Regions from separate parts of the Mus musculus genome. Here region 2 is linked to region 1. A link is a contact called in ENCODE POLR2A ChIA-PET data. All regions are on one chromosome and are shown on one strand. Each heading gives the region's core, a stretch centred on a gene start or an enhancer-like site at or near the end of the contact. The rest is flanking DNA. Distances are from core to core; before and after follow the strand shown. Region 1 holds the start of Ctf1 (cardiotrophin 1). Region 2 holds the start of Kat8 (K(lysine) acetyltransferase 8).

Region 1 (7,211 bases), core at 2,502-5,001:
GTGTGCGTCCGCGGCGGGTGGGCGTCCCTGAAATGCTCTGTGCGCGCGTCTGCCCTCTCCAGGCTGTTTGATTCTACGCTGCCCAACTTAATTTGTTCATTCATTCATTGAACAGTCCCATGAACAGTGCCAAGTACGCGCCAGACGCTGCGAGTGGAGAGCGGGCCTCCTCAGCCAGAATGGCGGGAATGAGAAAGACCATGTAGATGGGGTAGCAGAGCAACTTGGCATTCCTTGAATCAGGTTGTGTAATTGGTAGAGATACTTTGGAAAACTGATAGTCTTCCAGTGAAAAACTTATACCAACCCCGTTTTCCAACACTTTCCACTCCCAAGCTATCAACACTCAACAGAAGAAATGTGTGCTTGCCTAGTTTTTTGTCAGCCTGACATAAACTAGGTCAGCTGGGATGAGGGAACCTTGGTGGAGAAAGGGCCTCAATCAAGATGCCCTATGGGTAAGTCTGTGGGGCCATTTTCTTGATGGTAGTTGATGTGGCAGAGCCCACACCACTGAGGGCAGTGCCACCTCTGAACACTCTAAGAAAGCAGGCTGGACAAGCTTTGGGGAGTAAGTCAGCAAGCAGTATTCCTCCAAGGTCTCTGTTTCAGTCCCTGCCTCCAGGTTCCTGCTTTAAGTTCCTTCCCTGACTTCATAACGGACTATCACTGCAAGCTGAACTACATTCTTCCCTCCACGAGGTGCTTTTGGTCATGGTGTTTATTACATCACTAGAAACCTCACTAGGACAAAATGTGGTGTCTGTATGAACACCAAGATATGAATACTGGAAAGTTTGGGACTCTTTTCACAGTAGCAACAACCTGGAAACAACACAAAGAATGGAATGGAAGGGGCTGGCGAGATGGCTTAGTGGGTAAGAGCACTGACTGCTCTTCCAAAGGTCCTGAGTTCAAATCCCAGCAACCACATGGTGGCTCACAATCACCCATAATGAGATCTGACGGCCTCTTTTGTTGTGTCTGAAGACAGCTATAACAATAAATCTTTATAAAAAAAAAAAAAGAATGGAATGGAAAAGCAATTACAACCTATTTCTACCATGGACACGGACAGAACAGCCAGAATCACCAGAGTCCAGCTATGTGCAACAGTGAAGAGAGATCTTGGATGAAAGAAGTCAGATGTGACAGCATGCATTAGAATAATAATTAGAATAATTAGAATTATATACATACATACCTACATATAATTCTATATATAACAGAAAACAAATACATTTTGGGGGGGGGGTCTGGACAGTGATCACTATTGGGACTACCAAGCAAAAGAAGGGGTTTCTGGGACCCGCTTGTCACACTGGTCTTAAGTCTGTCAAGATGTACATTTAATACTTGTGTAATATTTCTTGTGTCTATTATAGTTCAGCTAAAGGTTTACTTAAAATGGATGCTGTCAAGATGTCTCAGTGAATAAGGCATTTGCCACAAAGCCTGATGACCCAAGCTCAAAAATTGGGAGCCCATGTGATAGAAGAGGGAACCCACTCCTGACAGCTCTCAGACCTCCACACCTCTTACACATCATACACAGGCAAAATAAATGAGAGACGTTTTGGTTTTTCCTTTAAAAGAAAAAAGGCCAGATGTGGTGGCTCACACTTTAATCCCAGCACCCAGGAGGCAGAGGCAGACAGATCTCTACATGTTTGAGGTCAGCCTGGTCCAATAATGAGATACATAGTAAGACCCAATCTCAAGAAGAAAGAAAGAAAGCGGGGGCTGGAGACGACGACGTGGCTTCCTGGTTAAAAGCTCTTACTGCTTTCCCAGAGAATAGTAGTTTGGTTCCCAGCACCCATGTCGCACTGCCTGTAAATCCCCTCCAGGGGAGTCCATGCCTTCTTGTCTCCTCCAGCACCCACTCAGACGCACACATGGCCCCGACACACACTCAAATGAAAGGGAAGAAGATGAGAGTGTCTCGCATGATTTTTATTTGAAGCTGCGCTGTCACTAGATAGGACGAGTCTGCTGTGCTATGTGTGTGAGGGGTGTCTGTGACGTTTTGGTGTGACCATGTCCACCATGACTGGCAGCGTTTCCAAACGGTAAGAAGTAAAATCTCTGCTTGTCACACCTGCGTGACCGTGGGCAAGTCATTTGTCTCATTGCCTCCTCTATTATGGAATGAGTTAATGTGTATATACAAGCATTCAGGATAGTGCTTGGCACACATGAATACCCAATACATACTGCTGGTTAGTGTGTGTGTGTGGCCACTGCTGACATTGTGGCCTCACCATTCACCTATGGTGTGCTCTGCCAGTGAACTTTGTTCTGACAGTCTGCTTGTGTTAACCCTCTCACGCAGGCTTTTCCAGTTTCCTTTCTCACAAGCTCCACTCAAGTGGAAACTTCTGGTTTGGAAAGTCAGTTATATCAAATGATAGTTTGCTGGGGCACACAGGTGAAAGGATGTCTTGTTAAGCAGACACATGAAAGAATGTTGTCCTGAAGCAGACACAGGTGAAAGGTCCCATGATGAAGGAGTAGAAATGTGACCCCAGGGTCAGTGGGACACTGAGCATTGGTGTGGTTTGCTCCGCCTTGCTGTACTTCCCTAAGAACACGAGTGTATTGGTTCACCTTACATACTGTTGTTGAGCTCAACTTGTGGTTACACCACCATTGAGAGAAACCCAGCCAAGAGCTGCTCCTGAGGTTCCTGTGGCAGCTGCTGCTTCAGTGGCCTTGGGCCAGTTGGTGAGCCTTGCAGTTTCTTCAGGATTAAACTACAGCTGCTGGTTTGTGCATGGCGTCTGCCTGCCTAGAGGACTGGACTGTAGCTGCTGAGTGTTTGGTGTTTGCTATGGGACTGAACTGCTGACAAAGGAGACCAAGCTTGCCCCCCAAAGAACTATTGCTGAGAAGGTCCACCTCCCCCATATTCTAACAACTTTTCTCTTCCACTGCCTCTCATGGGTGGTGGGCAAGAGGAGAGGTTAAACGTTTATTAAAAGTAGGTTGCAAAAAGAAAAAAAATATATGCCTATACTCCTTCATCTGACGCCTCATCATCTGGGTCCTCTCTGTGCCAGAGCCAAAGACAAGAGTAGGTGCTTGGGAACCAATTATAGAGGCAAGTGTGTCCAGTCCTTTCCGTGTCTACCCCAACGTTAATGAGTTGCTGTTCGGGTGTGACCTCCCTGAAGCTCGTGCTTGCCTGTGTAGAAGGCTGGGTCTGAATGCCTTAGTACACACACAGATGTGTGCGTGCGAGGGTCTCTAACGGTAAGGTGAGGAACAGTCTCACTTCTGATCAGTGTGACAGAGAAATTAGAAGGCATTTAAGATAACTAGACCAGGGGGTGCGTGCCTTAGGTGGACCCTAATCTAAACAAGGCTTCCCTGGCCTCTCTTTGTCTTCCCCAAAAAGGAAGTCCTGCCTGCATTCTTCTCCTGCCAGCCTTGCACCTTTCCTCTCAGGTTTCCCAGCTTTTCCCTCCAAAGCAGCCAATAAACAGGCTCTACCTCAGGTCTGAGCCTGAGTCTCCTCCCAACAGGACACAGAACTGCCTTAAAGGCCCAAGTTCCCATTCACTGTGCCAACACCTGCCTCCCAATTCTGGCCCCTTCCCAGTCTAAGCTCACAAGCCGGTTACTGAGCTCTGGGCCAAGGAATTTTGACTGAAAGTAATGGTGGGAAGGAAATATTTGGGGTCTGAACTATGATTGGCCGAGCCCGAGCCACGCCCCTAGCCCTTTCCCCCTTTTTCCCCCTCCCCTCCTCCTCCCCCGGAGGGGTGTGTTGAGGGAACCTGGATAAGCCTGGGGCCAGCATGAGCCAGAGGGAGGGAAGTCTGGGTAAGGGGTTGAATGACTTGATCCTGTGTCCTTGGTGAATAGGAGTCGGGGGGATCGAAAGCTGGGGTTTGGATGTCTGTCAGCACCACCCCACCCCCAAGTCTGGGAGGGGAACGGCCTGGGCGGGGGAGAGGAGACGCCGGTGTCAGGTAACCAGCGGGTGAGTTGGGAGAAAGAGCAGGCGCAAGGAATTGAGGCTTCAGGGCCTTGGGTTCAGGGGTTAGATCACCGAATATATATGGGTGAGTACACCCTGAAAAGGGGCTGGGGTCGGGTTGGAACAGGATAATAGTGCTTCTTGAGAATTAGGAAAGAGTCAAAGCTGAAAGACTGGAGGGAGAGGCCGAGTTAAGGAAGTCTTTGATCTTCGAAGAAGCTACAAGTGACGAGAGCTCAAAATACAGGCTTCGGAGATCTCGGCTGGCGGTGGGAAACTCCGACGGAGGGGATTGTCGGGTCAGGACTACATTCCCCAGCATGCATTGGGGTCCCGGCAACATACATATTGGGAAATGTAGTCGGCTTCCCGTGGCACCACCCTCTAAACAGGGAAGGCCATCCTGTCGTTGATTCATTGATGCTGCTGAGCCTAGCAGGTCACATAGGAGCAACATGAAGGGAATAGGTCTTCGGTTTCTCTATCTGTACAAGGGGCCGGAAAGGCGCGTTCAGTGCTTCAGAGATGCTGACTGAATTCAAACAAGAGTTGGAGAAATCCAAAGATATGTGAACTTTGACCTTAAAGAGTTTCTGGATAGTATCGGTGATGTAGAGTGAGGAGTCTCAGGATCAGACAGATTCACACGGATAAAAGAAGCTACTTTGGAAGTATGAACAAATTCCCTAAAGTGGAAGGAAGAAATTGATTTGAGAATAGGGAGAACTTGGAGGCAGCACTAAGAAGGAGGTATTTGAATTTGGTCCTAGTAGTATTTCAATAGTGACCTGAGGACAGGAGAGACATCTATGTAGAGAAACTGCTTGGTGGAGATCTGGTGCCTGGGATGGGGCAGATTCTTCGTAGGTTGAATATTAGCATCCAGAGCAGAGACTCTGGGTTCAGGGAGAGCCAGCTTGGGAAAGATGGTTAAGGAGTGGGGTTTGGTTGCCTTTATAACCTCTCACTTCCTTCTCTTTCCCACCAGAAGACCACCAGACTGACTCCTCAATCTCATTCCTACCCCATTTGGAGGCCAAGATCCGCCAGACACACAACCTTGCCCGCCTCCTGACCAAATATGCAGAACAACTTCTGGAGGAATACGTGAGTAGGTGTAGGGATGGTGGAGGAATACGTGAGGAGTACGTGAGGAGATGCAGGGATGGTGGAGGAATATATAAGGAGATGTAGTGTTGGTGGAAGAATACGTGAGGAGCTGTAGGGTTGGTGGAGGAATACGTGAGGAGGTCTAAGGATGGTGGAGGAATATGTGAGGAGTTGTAGGTTGGTGGAGGAATATGTGAGGAGGTGTAGGGTTGGGGCATGGAATGAGGGTGATTGCTCACAGATGTCTTCAGCCACCCATTTCTTCCATCTCAGCCCCAGCAGTGGAAATCAAAAGTTTCTGAGGGGAATGTTAACTTTCTTCTGGCCACACAGTAAAGGACCCTGTAATATTTATTCTTTTAAATGTAACTAATATCTGTACCCATAAAAGAGACATGAGGTGGGAGCTGTGTATAAGCCCTTGAACTTAGGGAATTTTATTTTCTTAACTACTTACAAAATATCTATTTACAAGCTTGATTTTTCAACTAAACTGCTAGCTTTCTCTCTCTCTGTCTCTCTCTTTTCTTTTTTTCAAGACAGGGTTTCTCTGTGTAGCCCTGGCTGTCCTGGAACTCACTCTGTAGACCAGCCTGGCCTTGAACTCAGAAATCTGCCTGCCTCTGTTCCCAAGTGCTGGGATTAAAGGCGTGCACCACCACTGCCTGGCCTACACTGCTAGCTCTTTAGAAATCTCTTTCTAGCTGTCCTTCTACCAAACTAGTTTACCTTCCTTTTGAGCTCCTCCAAACTCAGGAGGGCTCCCTAGCTCTTCCCTGGAATCCTGTTTCACCCGTGTCCTGCCAGCTGCTCCTGTAAAAGCCCAGAGAGCTTCCTACCCAAGCCAAAGGAGAGAGCGCCTTCAAAAGGTGACTCCCTCTCAAAGGCCCAATTGCTATAAAGAAGTCTCTAGTTCCTCTCCTGTATCCATAGCAGGCTGAGTTGTGTCACCATAGTGGGGGTGGGCTCCAAGCCAAGTCAGTGGGGGGCCCAAACAACCATTTCACCTTAATGGTGGCGCAGCTCAAGGCCAGCCAGGTGACTGCCTTGGGTCACAGAGCAAATTTGCCTTAAAATCGGCAGGAATTTTCCATTCTTTAGCATTCTTATCTAACTAGGACTAGGCTTTGACAGGCACACACAAAGTGCATCTCTGCAGATCACACCTAACTGCATCTGACAAACTCATCATCTTTCTTAGCTTGTGTATTTTGCTAACAGTTAGGTTTTCTTTGAACCATAAATCAAATATCCTGCAACAGGACCCATCAGTGGTCAAATGATACTGTGCCTCAGCTTGGAGGCTCCATCCTTGGAGCCGTTCTGAGGAGACAAAGGGAACTCTGAAAGTCAGGAAACCTAGATTTGGACTCAGTGTGTGTGATTGGATGTTTCAACTCTTTGGGCTGTGAAATGAAACAGCAGGACAATATGAGCTATGAACACTCCCACTTGGGGGACGTTTAGAGAAGCCAAGAAGAGGTGTCAGTCAGGGGCAACATTTCTTCCCATGAGGGGGGTCCTTTTACAGAGGAAAGGGACCTGCCAACCGTCAGGACCTGGCCTCCAGATTAAACATAGTGTAGCAGGGGAAGGCTGGTGTTTTGGTTCAGACAGACTGTAGGGTTGCTAAACTGTGACTTTGGTGGTAATGGTAACATTAAAATGTAACCATGGTAACAGGGGCAGTAGGATGGTACAGCAAGCTTTGTAGACTTACCAACTTGCTCTGCTGCTTTGGGTGAGTAGCCTGCTGTCAATCATTCTTTGTATTCAGCTTGCTCGCTCTCTCTCTCTCTCTCTCTCTCTCTCTCTCTTAAAAAAATTGTATTCCTTTATTTTGTGTGCCTGTCTGTGGTTTTACACAAGTGCCATGCTGTGTCCGTGGAAGTCAGGAGACAACATAAGGGATTTGCTTCTCTATCCTACCATATGGATCCACAGATCAAACTGAGACTGGCAGCCATCTCAGTGGCCCCTAGTTCCTCGTTTACAAAGCCATCACTGTCATTCTCACTTTTAGGAAGATACAATATCCAAAGTGGCAAGCACAAAGCCTGCACCAAGGAATTTGCCAACGATAAATAGTATTTTCACAGCATTTGACAAATTAGAA
Region 2 (6,275 bases), core at 865-3,364, 200 kb after region 1:
CCGAATCATCCAGCCAGCTTTCCCTCAGTGCCACACACAAAAGGATCTATTCTATTCCCAATGCCATCTCACATAGATACACAACGGTCAGATATTTCTTGGACCATAGTGTCTGAGTTCTGACCTCAAGCTGCCCCTCTCAAGAACTGTTACGAAAGCCGGGCATGGTGGCACACACCTTTAATCCCAGCACTCGGAAGGCAGAGGCAGGCAGATTTCTGAGTTCGAGGCCAGCCTGGTCTACAGAGTGAGTTCCAGGACAGCCAGGGTTATACAGAGGAGCCCTGTCTCGAAAAACCAAAAAAAAAAAAAAAAAAAAAAAAGAAACCTTATGAAAACTGATCACCAAATTATGAATCAAAGAACTTTCAGAGAATGTCTAAATGAGATGTTTATCCAGCCCTACTCTGACTCAACACACTGTTGTGTGCTACTGTAAAAGTTACCAGTGCATGCTGGGTACGTAAAACCATGTGGCAGGAGCCAGTCAGTCTCAACAATAGAGCGTGAGAAAAGGAGCTTTATTCCAGTAAGCCAGCTAAGGAGGAACTGGCTGGCATTATCATCCCTAAAAAACAAAGGTCTTACAGTGCTGCTTCTTTTCATCGACTAGTTCGCCCACAACGCAGTTCCTAAAGTAGTATGCACTGGGCAAGCTATTAAAGGTGTCCGGTGCCCCAATACAGTAATTAAGGAAAACACGTGTGTGTGTGTGTGTGTGTGTGTGTGTGTGTGTGTAGAAAGGTGAAGTTAAACAGCAAATTAGACATGTGTTACTCCAATTCATCTACCAATAAGTTTACCTTGAATGCTGCTATATAGCTTATATAAAGCTATGACTTAACCATATGTATATATGGTTTAACCTTTACTGAGTCTCAGAGAATTGGTATTCTGTACTTGGAGGAGTGTCACTACAGATTCTCCAGGCACTGTCTCCCTGCTCAAACCCTTCTTGGCTGGAGATGTTCAGTGGTAGTGTTTGCCTAACATTAATGAAGCTTCGGGTACAATCTCTAGCAGTGCATGAACCTGGTGTGGTGCCATCCTAACCTCAACATTTGAAAGGTGGAGGTTAGACAACCACTCAAGGTTCTCCCTGGCCACGCTCGAGGTTTTTTGTTTTTGTTTTTCAAAGATTTATTTATTTATTATATGTAAATACATGTACACTGTAGCTGTTTTTAGACACTCCAGAAGAGGGTGTCACATCTTGTTATGGATGGTTGTGAGCCACCATGGGGTCTTAACTCGGGACCTTCATAAGAGCAGTCAGTGCTCTTAACTGCTGAGCCATCTCTCCAGCCCCGCTACATGAAATTCTTAAGAGAAAAGAAGTTGCCGGGCAGTGGTGGTGCAGGCCTTTAATTCCAGCACATGGGAGGCAGGGGCAGGCAGATTTCTGGTCTACAGAGTGAGTTCCAGGACAACCAAGGCTACACAGCGAAACCCGGTCTTGAAAAAAAAAGAGAGAGAAAGAGTGAGTAAGTTTATTTTGAAGGTAGTTTATTTGGCACACCTGTTCTTTTCCTGTCTCAACTGGTTTTTGCTCCCACCCTGAGCGAGAGACGCAAATATAGAGTGGGTAGCATATAAAAAGCCCTGGGTTTTGGCCCCAAGCATCCCATAAAACTTAATTCAGTGATAGAGTACAACTGTAATCCCCAGGATACTGCTGCACGTTCAATGAATTTCAGGCTAGCCTCTGAGAACCTTTCTCAAGAAATAGGAATGCTCGCCTTTAATCCCAGCATTCGGGAACCCAAGGCAGGAGGAGCTAGGTCAGCAAGTGTGTAGGCAGCCCGGGCTATGTCACAACAAACAACTCCACAAAAATAGCTAAGTCCGGGTGTGGCGGTGCACGTCTTTAAATACCAGGACTCAAAAGGCAGAAGCAGGTGGATCTCGAGGCCAGTATGGTCTACATAGCGAGTTCCAGGTCAGTTAGGACTGTAATTAGACCCTGTCTCAAGTTGGGCCAATTTTTAGCAACAACAGCCACACGCAGTACGCACAAAACAAAACCTTGCCACGTCACAACCTCCCCACCTCCAACACGCAAGACTATGCCCGCCCCCACTGATCCGGAAATAAAAGCGGCTCTCTGGCCGGTCACTTCCGGCACAGCAATGGCGGCACAGGGAGCTACAGCTGCAGTTGCTGCAACAACTTCAGGAACTGTAGGGGAGGGAGAGCCCGGCCCGGGGGAAAATGCAGCAGTCGAGGGGCCTGCCCGGTCCCCGGGCCGGGTCTCTCCGCCGACTCCGGCGCGTGGCGAACCAGAAGTCACCGTGGAGATCGGAGAAACGTACCTGTGCCGGCGGCCGGATAGCACCTGGCGTGAGGGCGGGGCCCAGGGCCTAGGGGCGGGATTTAGGGAATGGGCATGGCCTAGGAATGGGCGCTCTGTGGGGCTGGGAGTCTTGGGGCCAGGGTGGTGACTCAGGTAAGAAGGCGGGATTTCGGGAGCTGAGAAGCCCACTTTGTAATTGGAGGTTGGAGTCAGGCCATGCTTGTTTTCACCTGTAAAGCCACCAGTCAGCTGAATACAGAGTTGGCCTGTGAACATTCACTCTGGTTCGATTTCAGGCTTCATTTTTTTTTTTTTTTGCTATATCTGTTCCTTCATTGGTGTTTTGTTGTCTGTCTTTACATTTCTCTTGCCCCCTCATCGCCAGCAAAGAGGACAGCCCAGTTCCTAAAAACACGTTTCCTTATCTTCCTTATCTTTTCTTCCTTTTCTTTCCCTCTTCAAAATAAACCTCAAGCTGCTGGCTTCAAAATAAACTCCGAGCTGAGATGGCTCAGGACATAAAGGTATTTGTCACCAAGTCTGGTGATTTGAGTTCTGTCCCCAGGACCCACATGGTAGAAGGAGACAATGATTCTTACTGTTTGCCCTCAGAATCCATATAAGAGTATCCCCCACCCCCTAATACGATAAATACATCTAATTTAAACGAATAAATGTCGGTCATGGTGGCATACACCTTTAATCCCAGCCCTGGGAAGGCTGTGAGTTTGAGGCCAGCCTGGTCTGCATAGCAAGTTCCAGAAGAGCCAGGACTACATAGAGAGACCTTGTCTCAAAACATAATTAAACTCCTTAGACTGGGTTTGTTTGTTTTTTGTTTTGTTTTTTGTTTTTTCGAGACAGGGTTTCTCTGTGTAGCCCTGGCTGTCCTGGAACTCACTCTGTAGACCAGGCTGGCCTCGAACTCAGAAGAAATCCGCCTGCCTCTGCCTCCCAAGTGCTGGGATTAAAGGTGTCTGAGACCTTTCCAGTTTCTAGGCACTTCTAGTAAGGGCTATTGCCAGACCAATCTTGCTCTGCCCGCCAAAACTATGTGTTTATGTGCCTTTTATCACCTGCTCTTGCTATAAGTAATCTCATGTCTTCCTGGCTAGCTCTTACTCATCTCTTAATTTTTGTTTTTTAAAAAGTTATTTATTTATTTTTTATTATTATTTTTAAAATTTATTTATTTATTACATGTAAGTACACTGTAGCTGTCCTCAGACTCTCCAGAAGAGGGAGTCAGATCTCATTCTGGGTGGTTGTGAGCCACCATGTGGTTGCTGGGATTTGAACTTCAGACCTTCGGAAAAGCAGTCGGGTGTCTTACCCACTGAGCCATCTCACCAGCCCCTATTTATTTATTATATGTAAGTACACTGTAGCTGTCTTCAGACACCCCAGAAGAGGGTCTCAGATCTCATTACAGATGGTTATGAGCCACCATGTGGTTGCTGGGATTTGAACTCGGGACCTGCGGAAGAGCAGTCAATGCTCTTAACTACTGAGCCATCTCTCTCGCCCCTAGTCTCTCTTTTTTTTTTATTATTTTTTTTATTTTATTTATTTATTATATGTAAGTACACTGTAGTTGTCTTCAGATACACCAGAAGAGGGCATCAGATCTCATTAAGGGTGGTTGTGAGCCACCATGTGGTTGCTGGGATTTGAACTTCGGACCTTTGAAAGAGCAGTCGGGTGCCCTTACCCACTGAGCCATCTCACCAGCCCCCCTAGTCTCTTTATCTCCTGTGGTGATCCCATTCTAGACCCCTTCAGGCAAAGTCAGTTGCTTGCATGGTCTGGCACGTTTTTCTTTTTCGTACCTCAGCCATACTGGGTTTTTTTGTTTGTTTGTTTTTTGTTTTTTCGAGACAGGGTTTCTCTGTGTAGCCCTGGCTGTCCTGGAACTCACTCTGTAGACCAGGCTGGCCTCGAACTCAGAAGAAATCCGCCTGCCTCTGCCTCCCAAGTGCTGGGATTAAAGGTGTGCGCCACCACACCCGGCAGCCATACTGTTAAAATTATCTGCCTTTCTCTGTCAATGGGAAAACACTAGAGAACAAGATCTCTTGTGATTCCTCACTGTATCTTCTCACTGTGGCCAGCATTACATAGTGGAGCGCCAGACGAGCATTAATTTCTAGACATCTCTGCATCTGTCCCTGTGCTACAGACTAAAGCATGGTCACCCTTTTAGGTATTCTCCAGATGAAGGAACTAAAGCTCAGAAAGTCAAACCATGGGGCTACAGTCATTTAGGAAATGTGAAGGAAGCTTAAACTGTCTTAATCCCCAGCCAGCTCTCATGGCCCCCAAATGAGTGAATGAGCACTGACTTTGGAGGTAGTCTTAAACATGCTTAAATACCAGGTTTTCTCAGTTTTCAAATCTCTGGTCCTCTGTAACACCCCCTGTACCTCCCCCAAGTCCTAACCTGGCTCACCTTACAGGGTAAATGGCAGGTGTGGACAGATGGATCTGGAAATTACCCCTCAGATCCCCCCCCCTTTTTTTTTTTCTTGACAGATTCAGCAGAAGTGATCCAGTCTCGAGTGAATGACCAGGAAGGCCGAGAAGAATTCTATGTTCACTATGTGGGCTGTGAGTGCCTGGGGCCCTGGGGCCTGGGTGGAAGGAGGGAGGCAGTCAGTCAGTCCCTCACGGTGCGTCCTAACAGTTAACAGGCGACTGGACGAATGGGTGGACAAGAACCGACTCGCACTGACCAAGACAGTGAAGGATGCCGTGCAGAAGAACTCTGAGAAATACCTGAGTGAGCTGGCCGAGCAGCCAGAGCGCAAGATCACTCGAAACCAAAAGCGAAAGCATGATGAGATCAACCATGTGCAGAAGGTCCTGGCCCCTCCCTTCTCAGGACCATCACAACAAAGCCATAGCAACTCCCATGTGAAAGCTGGTAGTATGCCAGGGTTTTTCTCTCGTTTATTCACATATGAAAAAATCCTCAGCTTATAGAGAGAAGAGGGTTGTTCTCTCACAGTAAGGAAACGGTACAGTTAGGACTGGAACTCAAACTTGAAGTCCAAAGGGAAGGAAAGAAACTAAAATTACGTCATTTCCTCTGCTATCCATCCCCACGCCGAGCACTGGACGATCTCATCCAAGCCTCCCTGGCCTTTATCACCACGGGGCAAATCCTTGGTTTTGTGTATGAGGAGGCAGGCTCCGAGAGGTTAAGCTCAAGCTTCTTGGCTTGAAAGCCAGAGTATTAGGTTTAATCTACTTCACCTGCTATTGCAGAGCATCTCAATATCCAGAGGGAGCACAGGCCGGTCTAGAAGTCTTGGTAGGATTTACATTGTCTTAGGGGCCAGGCCCTACCTGACACATCCTACAGAGGTATCCAAAATAAGGAATCTTTGAAAAGCAGAAACAAAGTATGTGTGTTATTAGTGTATGTGTGTATATATACATATATTTCAAAATATTTAGTATATGTATGTATATGCATGATATGTTCCTGTGCTTCTATGTGTGTATGCATGGTATGTGGGGGGAGGGGTTATGTGTGCCATGGTTTGAGAATGTGGAGACCATAGAGCAACTTTGTGGAGTCAGTCCTACCTTTAATTAGGATCCAGGGATCAAACTCTGGTCTCTAGGATTACGTGGCAAGTCCAGTACCCACCGAGCCATGGCAGTAACCCTTTTTGTTTTTGTGAGACTGTCTCCTGTAATCAGGCTAGTCTCAAACTTCCTACATAGGCAAGGCTGGCCTTGAACTCCTCATCTTTCTGTGCCTACTTCCCAAGTGTAATCCAAGGATTACAGGGGTCAGCAAGCCTGGCTCTCTGGTCTTTTGAGACTGTAGCCCAGGATGGCCCTGAACTCTCTTCTAGCCAGACTGTTTCTGGGGATTGTGTTTTCCCCTCCTTCCCTCCCTCCCCCCTTCCTCCTTCCCTTCCTCCCCCCTTCCTCCTTCCCTCCCTCCCCCCTTCCTCCTTCCCTCCTTCTT

Evidence for each region. ChIA-PET counts read pairs that join two places held with the same protein, here RNA polymerase II (POLR2A).
Region 2: POLR2A ChIA-PET joins it to region 1 with 11 read pairs in embryonic stem cell. The contact joins the promoter of Kat8 here to the promoter of Ctf1 in region 1. POLR2A ChIA-PET finds 5 or more read pairs at or near these places in 3 of 5 experiments (Patski and embryonic stem cell).

What each region holds. Positions count from the first base shown.
Region 1 is chr7:127,708,952-127,716,162 of GRCm38, forward strand. Ctf1 (cardiotrophin 1) reads left to right here and starts at 3,752. Exons shown (of 3, transcript NM_007795.2): 1 at 3,752-3,828; 2 at 4,974-5,092. The coding sequence starts at 3,804.
Region 2 is chr7:127,910,403-127,916,677 of GRCm38, forward strand. Kat8 (K(lysine) acetyltransferase 8) reads left to right here and starts at 2,115. Exons shown (of 11, transcript NM_026370.2): 1 at 2,115-2,340; 2 at 4,826-4,900; 3 at 4,977-5,152. The coding sequence starts at 2,130.